Linked DNA regions of Mus musculus: region 2 is linked to region 1. The links are chromatin contacts, found by POLR2A ChIA-PET in ENCODE. All regions are on one chromosome and are shown on one strand. Each heading gives the region's core, a stretch centred on a gene start or an enhancer-like site at or near the end of the contact. The rest is flanking DNA. Distances are from core to core; before and after follow the strand shown. Region 1 holds the start of Tubb4b (tubulin, beta 4B class IVB). Region 2 holds the start of Man1b1 (mannosidase, alpha, class 1B, member 1).

Region 1 (4,455 bases), core at 1,456-3,955:
TTTCCTACCCCCAGCTCCTAGGCTTCCTAGGACTAGAATTTATTGCGTCCACTAAGAGTAGAGGACTTGCAGAGATGAGCTCCAGCAGGGACAGAGCCAGGTCTGTGCACTGCAGCCCTAGTTCACTCACTCTTGTGACCCACTGAAGGCTTTTACACAGCCTCATGGTGTTCTCTGATGTTCTAGAGGAGGGGCAGAGCCAGGCTGCGTCTCTGGAAGACCCACTGTGGGAGTCAGTGAGACCTAGTCCACAGGGGAAGCACCTTGGCACCTCTCCTTCCGGGGTGAGGGGAGGCCTTTCACAAAAGCTGACTACAGGGTCCTTTAAGGCCACAGAGACTGTCTGCCTGCTGCTCCTGCCTGGCAGTAATGCACCCTCCCAGTGGGACCATGGCCACCAGTAAACAGAGCCTTCCTTGTGCGGCCTCCAACAGCTGCAGACTGGGCTGGGAGGGCAGGCACCCGATGCTCCCACAGCCCGTTCTGCCTTGCTTCTCTGCTCCTCTGGCCAGCTCTATGCACACCCTCTCATGCTATAGGTTCCAGGACCTCTTGATATACTGGGTCTCCTTTGCCTACTGGCACAGGGGAACTCTTGATTCATAGTAAAGACCTAGAGTGTCTTCCCCTGCCAGCTGTGGGCAGCCACTGTCCTTGGTGGGCTTTTGCTATGTTGTTTGTATTTACTGCCCAGCTTGGGACCCAAACATCTCCAAGACACCCAGGAAGCTCTTTGTGTTAAAATACCGAACTTCTGCTTCCTTCTCAGGTGTGTGCTATGAGATTCTAATAGTTGACATCTTGGCACCTAAGCTACTCTGTAGAGTCCAGGATCTTTAACTCAGAAGATATTTCTAGGTACTGAGATAACCTTCAGCATGCCAAAAAGTGACCTGGTACCTTACATACATTTAAACCTCCTGAGGTATGTATGGGTCCTGTCAGTGTGGTCACAGAACTCAGCCCCCCCTTCCTGATCTACCCTTCTGGGAAAGGACAAGACAGTCAGATCTTTCTGGAGATCCTGGTCAGTATAGTAAATATGAACACTAGGACTGCGGTTTTTTTTTTTTTGTTTTTGTTTTTGTTTTTGTTTTTTTGAGACAGGGTTTCTCTGTGTAGCCCTGGCTGTCCTGGAACTCACTCTGTAGACGAGGTTGGTCCCAAACTCAGAAATCCACCTGCTTCTGCCTCCGAGTGCTGGGATTAAAGGCATGCGCCACCACTGCCCGGCAGGACTGCATTTTGTATATAGCGACAGAATGCCACTGCTCAGGATACAGGACTCTGCTTGTCCTGGTGGGGTTTTTTCCTGTGACATGGTTGGTAGGTACTTGGATACCACAACCAACAGGGATTGCCTAACACCCTTAGTTTTGAAGGTAGTTCATTCCAAAAGCCAGAAGTGGCTAGACTGAGACAGACCCATTGTATAATATTCCTTTAAAAAGTTACACATCAGACATGAAGACTAAGAACTGTAGTCCTTGCATTCTGGAGGCTAAGGCAGAATTCCAGGTTACAGGCCAGACGACTCTGTCTCATAAGCAATGGCGTAGAGAAATTACCAACTAGACCATTTTGTGGGCAGAAAGATATTGGGGATCAAAATGCCAAGGTGGGGGGAGCAAATGGAGAAAAAGGATTGTTTCAGAACTACTTGCCTTCGAGAGGTAGCTGACTTGGGAGGGAAGGTTAAAGTTAAGGTGAACAGAAATCACTTTAAGAGACCTGCTCTTCTGGTAAACAGAAACTTTTAAGCTTGTTTACCTGGTCAAGTCCTGTTTAGGACAATGTCAGCACTACCATTTTGGGGGTAGGGGTGCTTTGGACCTGACCCTGAAAAAAAAAAAAAGAAATATGTACATGTATTGCTCTCCATTACAGGACAGGGACTTGCACACGTTTGTTTGTTTGTTTTTCCCTCTAACAGTCATGGCCAGGCATGCCCAGCCCTGTAGTCTCCATGCAGCTCTGTGCGCACTTGGAACTCAGGCTCCAAGGAAACCGGCTCTTGGCCAGCAAGTTTCCACAACATCTAGGGAGGCCGAAGGGGCGGAGGGATGGCCCTCCCAGGGGTGGGGTGGGGAGGGGAAGAGAGAAGGGGGGGGGGGAGAGGGGAGGGGGGAGAGAGAGAGAGACAGATAGAGACAGAGGACCCCGCGCCTGCCCAGTGCGTCCCGGAAGGGCCCGGCGCCTCATCCAGAGCCTATTATTGTTAGCGTTTCAATTCGCCTCAGCTTGAGGCTTGCAAGGTGTGTTCCGGATCGACAATGCCTGCCCGCGTCTCCTTTCTCTCCCCGCAGCAGCTGCCAGACCTACCAAGCCGCCCGAGCCCACAAAGCTCTGAAAAGTCGCCCCCTCCCTTTCAGCCGGAAGCTGGCTTTCCACGTCCCACCCGCGCGCTGCACTGCGGCGGTTACCAGGACGCCAAAACAGCGCAGCCAATAGTGTCAGGCTCTCGGAGTGCTCCCAGGAGGCAGCCAATGGAAGTGCAAATCAATCATTTGAAACACCCAATGGATTGAGCACTGCGGCGCCAGGGCGGGGATTGTGATAGGGGGAGCCGTAGGCAAGCGTGACCAATAATGAGAGTATATTGTTGGGAAGGCGGGCCCCAGACCGCTCGATTGACGGAAATGTAGCCAATCAGACAAGGATAATTCGTGGCCTCGTTCTGAAAGCCCAATCCTGTGCTGACGAGGGCGGGTCATAAGAGGTATATAAATGTTGGCAGAGCGTCGGTTGTAGCACTCTGTGCGCCTGCTCCTCCCGAAGTGCTCCTCTTCTACAGCTGTTCCGCAGTCGCCGCCGCCATGAGGGAGATCGTGCACCTGCAGGCTGGGCAGTGCGGCAACCAGATTGGCGCCAAGGTAGGAGGCTAGGTTTCTGCGAGCCAGACGCCACTGGGACAGCCAGCCGGGGAAGATGGCGGAAGCGGCCCGGAGCGTCGCCCTTCATTGCGTCCTGGATACCGGCGTACGCTGGGCCGAGACGTAGCGCCGGTGGCTGGTGTCGGTGGGGCGGACGGTGCGCGGCCCTTAGGGATTCGTCGCCCTGGCGCTCCTGAGACTGGAGGGAGGGGGAGGGCCTGCCGCACCCATCCGGGGCGGGGCTGCCTTGGAGCGCACCGGCCGGCCGGCGTGACTCAGCTAACGCCCGACTCCCTTGCAGTTCTGGGAGGTAATCAGCGACGAGCATGGCATTGATCCCACTGGCACTTACCACGGAGATAGCGACCTCCAGCTGGAGCGCATCAACGTGTACTACAACGAAGCCACCGGTAAGGCTCCTCTACCCCATCCATCCTCCTCACCACCCTTCCAGTTTGAGCACACTTGACGTCCCCCTGTCCCAACCAGGTGGCAAGTATGTGCCCCGCGCCGTGCTCGTGGACTTGGAGCCCGGCACCATGGACTCGGTGCGTTCAGGGCCCTTCGGGCAGATCTTCAGACCTGATAACTTCGTCTTTGGTGAGTGTGGTGGAGGTGTGGACGGGCTTGCTACCCATGAGGCTCAAAGGTCAAGGGGCTGACCTAAAGTTCTTCCTTAATAGCCACCAGGTGTACACTTTCTTGCCCTCTGAGTCACTCAATCCCTTGGCCGAAAGCAGCTTTAGGAGGAAGGTCCAACTGACTGCGGGTAGATTAGTTGCTAGTAGAGAGTATGAGAAGACCTGACCTAGTGGCAGGGGCCCTGTACTCTCCTTGAACATTGGCAGGGGTGCCTTTGGAAGTATTTACTGTCTTAGCTCTAGTGTGTTCTGTACATCTCCGTCTGGTCTCCCCCACCCCCCATCCCCAATCTATGTATCCCTGCCTGGCCTCTTTAACTGTAGACCAGGCTGACCTTAAACTCAGAACTACCTGCCTACCAAGTGCTGGGATTAAAAGCTTGTGCCATTATGCACAGCACCCCCTCTCCCCTTTTTTTTAACATGGCAGATTGTTTTGGGTCTGTACACTTTATTCAGTGTCACCTCATGTCATTTGGCCCCTTGGGCACATACTTAGTGTGACCTACTGTTTTCTCTTACAGGTCAGAGTGGGGCTGGGAACAACTGGGCCAAGGGGCACTACACAGAAGGTGCAGAGCTGGTTGACTCGGTGTTGGACGTTGTGAGAAAGGAAGCTGAGAGCTGTGACTGCCTGCAGGGCTTCCAGCTGACCCACTCCCTGGGTGGGGGGACTGGGTCTGGGATGGGTACCCTCCTTATCAGCAAGATCCGGGAGGAGTACCCAGACAGAATCATGAACACCTTCAGTGTGGTACCTTCCCCCAAGGTGTCGGACACAGTGGTTGAGCCCTACAATGCCACCCTTTCAGTCCACCAGCTGGTTGAAAACACAGATGAGACCTATTGTATTGATAATGAAGCACTTTATGACATCTGCTTCAGAACCCTAAAGCTGACCACACCCACTTACGGTGACCTGAACCATCTAGTGTCCGCCA
Region 2 (4,721 bases), core at 552-3,051, 110 kb before region 1:
TGCTCCAAAACAGACCCCAGTGACAACCCACAGAGCCCTTACTGGAAATACCTGAGAGAGTATGTCTGCAAACCCTTCTTGTTCAGCACTTTCCTTCTGAGGCGCTGGTAAGACAGGCAGGACTTCTTGCTTCATCTTCTCTACTTCTGCAGGTCTGCCACTCAGAGCTGTGGAAGCAAACCTTTTCACCTTAAGGCCCATTACAGGCTCCAGAACAGATGTCTAAACAGGTGCTATTTGTTTCAGGTAGTGAAACCTCCAAGAAGCACTGAACTCAAGAAGGCCCAGAGGAATCAAATCTGCTGTTAGTGTCATTGTATCTTGGAGAGAGTTTGTCTGTGGAGCCCTGGCTTTGTAAACCAGGCTGACCTCAAACTCAGAGTCACCTGCTTCTCCCTCCCAAGTGCTGGGATTAAAAGCGCCACCACCTCCCAGCTTGAGCAGGGTTTTATGTAGCCCAAGCTAGCCTCAACTCCTGATCCTCCTACCTCTATTTCCCAAGTGTGAAGACCACAGTCTTTTCCAGGCTGAATTCTTTTTCAAGCATTTGGCAGAGTGTGTCCTTAAACACAACATACAACAACCCCCTCAGCCCCGCAACATATCAATTTAATAGTGCCCAAACAGGCAGCTTGACTTGAGCAATCTGAAGCAATGTTTGGGTTTCCAACCTTAAAGCAGCCCAGAAGGAATCCTAGGATCCTCTCAGGATATCCACTGGTCCCAGGCAAACACACTGTACCACGTGGTAGGGACATGTGATTAGTGCTGATCTGCTGCTATAGACTGATGGGGAGGGGAGGGACAGCACTGTTGGCCCAAAGACCTACAGGGTCACCTGTACACCAGTTGGTCATACTGGGCTCCACATTTTCCCCTCTGCTGTATTTATTGCCAATCTGTCACCACATGCCTTGTGGTACTGTTTTATCTGGATTGCAATACTGTATCTGACCTCAGCCTGCATCTCCTCTGCTCGAGCACCACTGGTATTTCATACCTTTCCACTGGTCAGCCGTATGAAGAGAGTACAGGAATCCACAGAGAATCAGAAAGCCCAAGACGAAGAGAATCACATTCCGCTGTAGCCTCGAAAGCTGCTTCCATTTCTAAGAAAGAGCCGGGAAAATGACACTTGTCACAGATTCGGTTAAAAGAGCAATTCAGAGAGACCCTTATGTAAGGCTTGTCCTTACTTGAGGGCAGGTAAGTTCCCTCTCAGCAAAGTTTACATTGACAGAACAGTGCTAGAGGTGACAGAGCACACCATCCCATACATGGCACAAGATCTGTACACCATGTGTCCAGCTGCACGTGCACTGGAGAAAAACTCCTGAAATCCCCATGACTTGGCTCAGGCATCGTCGGACCATACGGGCTGTGCTCATTGCCCCCTCAGCTCAGGATCCCCAGGGCACCTGACATTAGGCAGGGGAAGCAACCACACCGAAACCCAAGCTGCGAGAACCAGACGCAGCACAGAAACTTCTGGACGCTGGAAGAGACACGAACGCTCCAGCTAGGTACTTCCCTCGGTAAGGCTTCCCCAGCCCGGACCCCGCCTCACCCTCCAGCATGAGCGCCGCCGCCGGCTCTTGCTGTTGTCGTAGCTCTCGCCCAGGCTCAGCGTCACCGAGATGAAGTCCCGGTGAGGCGCCGGCGGCGGCGCCGGCGGTGGGTACATAACTGCGAAGCCGGCCCAAAAGACCTCGCTTGCTGGAGGCGTCAGGAAGCCCAAGACTGAGAAAGACCGCGGGCTGCCATAACGAAGGCATCCACACCCCGCCCATCGCCCTAAACACCAGTGCGCACGCGCCGCGTCTTATCGGTCGTTGCGCAAGCTCAGAACCCTAGTCTAAGCACCGCGCCTGCGTACACCCTTGTGCTGGTATTTCCTGGCGGGTCACTGGCGTCACGATACCCGCCCCTGTGCCGTTGACGTTATTTCATCGCGTCCTTACGTCGCTGAATCGCGCGCATCCGCTCCATTGCAGGCGTCCTGCAGACTCCCTGTTGGGGGCGGACTGACTACGGTTTGGAGAAGTGTTCTTTGTTGCAGTTACGTCTGGCTTGAGTTGTGGACTATCACCCTTGCCGGAGTCCTGCGCTCGATCTCGGGGAGCGGGCATCACCCTGGCGCGCCTGGAGGTGAAACGCAAAACTCCTGACCGGAGGAAGGGACGGCCCTGCTGAGGCTGAGTCCTGGGGTGGCTCTGCGCCCTGAGGCCGCGGCCTGGCCTTTCTAGTCGCTCCGGCCTGGGAGCGACCCTTTCTGCGACCATTCCGCTCCTAGCCCTACCTACGTACTCGGCAACGGGTTTAAAACGACCTCACTTTTCCGTGCGCGTGGTTCCCTCGAGGAAAACATGCAAAACGACAAAACTGCCCACTGTCCGGTGGGTGAAACTGCTGCTTCCCAACTTACTTGTGGTATTTCTGAGCATTTGGAGAGTTCCCTACGTTGCGATCATTTAGTTTGAATCTCCTACAGAAGACCTACCTGATCCCGCGCCCCTTCCCTACATTTTTTTTTTTTTTTTTTTGTGGGGTTGGGGGAGGTTCGAGACAGGGTTTCTCTGTATAGCCCTGGCTGTCCTGGAACTCACTCTGTAGACCAGGCTGGCCTCAAACTCAGAAATCCGCCTGCCTCTGCCTCCCGAGTGCTGGGGTTAAAGGCGTTCGCCACCACACCCGGCCCCTTCCCTACTTTTAAGTCCTCACAGATCGCTATTACAATAGTGCTCTCAAATGTAGGTTTTCGGAACCATGGCAGATGGTGCAATGACTTTGAGGTCTGCATATCTTCCAAAATGAAGGCGGAGTTCTTGTTGGCTATTCACGCCAACTCAAGCCAGGTCTACACATTCCCACGTTCTGCTACTGCTTATGACCATGAGGTGGCAGTTGGCATACCAAAGGGCTAGTTAGAGCTCTACGTTAAAAAAAAAAATAAACCTTTGAGGGAAGAAATAGGAAGAGTTTGTTAGACCAAAACAAAATCTGGAGCTGAAAATCTTCCAATTCAAGCCAGGCAAGAATGATAAGCCACTGTGGGACAAATCCTTGTCCAAGTTCAGAATCTAGCGACATTGAAGGTCTTGAAGGGGTTGAAAGAGGAAAACCAAGTCAGCCACAGAGAGCAATGATGAAGTAACCTTGCCCTTCTCATAATTAAAGCAAAGCAACACCTGTCTGTGCCCATATACAGACTCTTAACACTGCAGAGGTAAGGAAGTTACATAGTTCCAAGCCAGCCTGGGCCCCAGAGTGAGTGAAGTCTTGTCTAACAGTACTCAAACAATGGGAAGCTATACCTTTAAGCACACAGAAATTCATTATAGGCCATATATAAGACCTAAAAGAAGTCGAAATAAATTTGGAAAGATTTTGGTCACATAACATATTTTTAGCCATATTTGGACTAGAAAAGTGAGAAATCAATAAATATTTGAAAAGCGTAAACACCACTCTAAATAAGAGGGTTTTGGGTTTTTTTTAAATCACAAACTAAATTAGAAAATAATGTTGAATCAAATGAAAAGGGGGGCTGGAAAGGTGGCTCATTGGTTTGAAGGAGTGTACTATTGTAGAGGACAAGGGTTCCCACATCAGGCACCTTACAACCACCTGTAACTCTAGACCAAGGGTGCCTCTGTGAGCATCTTTATGCAAATGTACATACACACATAAAATTAAAAGTAATATATTTTTGAAAAATTTGAAACTTTGGTTATAAACTTTTACAATAAAAGTGATGGAGGGGGGCTGGTGAGATGGCTCAGTGGGTAAGAGCACCCGACTGCTCTTCCGAAGGTCCGGAGTTCAAATCCCAGCAACCACATGGTGGCTCACAACCATCCGTAACAAGATCTGACTCCCTCTTCTGGAGTGTCTGAAGACAGCTACAGTGTACTTACATATAATAAATAAATAAATCTTAAAAAAAAAAAAAAAAAGTGATGGAGGGGGCTGGAGAGATGGCTCAGTGGTTAAGAGCACTCACTGCTCTTCCAGAGATGCTGAGTTCAATTCCCAGCAACCACATGGTGGCTCACAACCATCTGTAATGGGATCTGATGCTCTCTTCTAGTGTGTCTGAAGGCAGCTACAGTATACTCATATACATAAAATAAATAAACAATTATTTAAAAAAAAAGTGATGGAAAGCCTTAACTGTTTCCACATTAGCAGACTGGAGGAAGAGCTAGCTGTAGCCCCACCTGTGCTTTCAATACTCAGGGGGCTGACACTGGAGGATTTCAAGTTCAAAGTTAGAACTGAATGAGACCCTGTTGGGGAGGATGGAGAAGAAAGGAGGAAAAGAGGGAGAAAGGGGGAGGGAAGAGAGAAATAGATTGTAAGAGACATAAGTCTTTTATATGTCAGATCTTATATGTGGCCTATGATGAACACTTGTGCATTTGAAGGTATAGCTTCCTGTTGTTTGGGTACTGTGTGATAGTTTCAGTTAGGCCAAATGGTTGCCAGCACTGAACAGCAAGATAGAAGACAGTGTACTCATAAATCAAGAGGCTTAGGTAAAATAGAAAAACTCTTAAGTTACAAGGTGGTAAAACCAACTCAAGAAGTGGGAAATGGAGAAATACCTATAAAGAAATTTACTTTAAATCTGTGGCACACCCTACAATCCCAACACACTGGAGGTTAAGGCAGAGGGATTTCACGGTCAGAATTGGTGGTTGAGTTGGGAGAATTTTTGT

What was found. ChIA-PET counts read pairs that join two places held with the same protein, here RNA polymerase II (POLR2A).
Region 2: POLR2A ChIA-PET joins it to region 1 with 10 read pairs in Patski. The contact joins the promoter of Man1b1 here to the promoter of Tubb4b in region 1. POLR2A ChIA-PET finds 5 or more read pairs at or near these places in 3 of 5 experiments (Patski and embryonic stem cell).

The regions. Positions count from the first base shown.
Region 1 is chr2:25,222,952-25,227,406 of GRCm38, reverse strand. Tubb4b (tubulin, beta 4B class IVB) reads left to right here and starts at 2,705. Exons shown (of 4, transcript NM_146116.2): 1 at 2,705-2,873; 2 at 3,175-3,283; 3 at 3,363-3,473; 4 at 4,039-4,455. The coding sequence starts at 2,817.
Region 2 is chr2:25,329,823-25,334,543 of GRCm38, reverse strand. Man1b1 (mannosidase, alpha, class 1B, member 1) reads right to left here and starts at 1,801. Exons shown (of 13, transcript NM_001029983.2): 1 at 1,568-1,801; 2 at 1,001-1,109; 3 at 52-167. The coding sequence starts at 1,684. It overlaps AA543186 (expressed sequence AA543186), which reads left to right and starts at 1,973. Exons shown (of 2, transcript NR_027448.1): 1 at 1,973-2,396.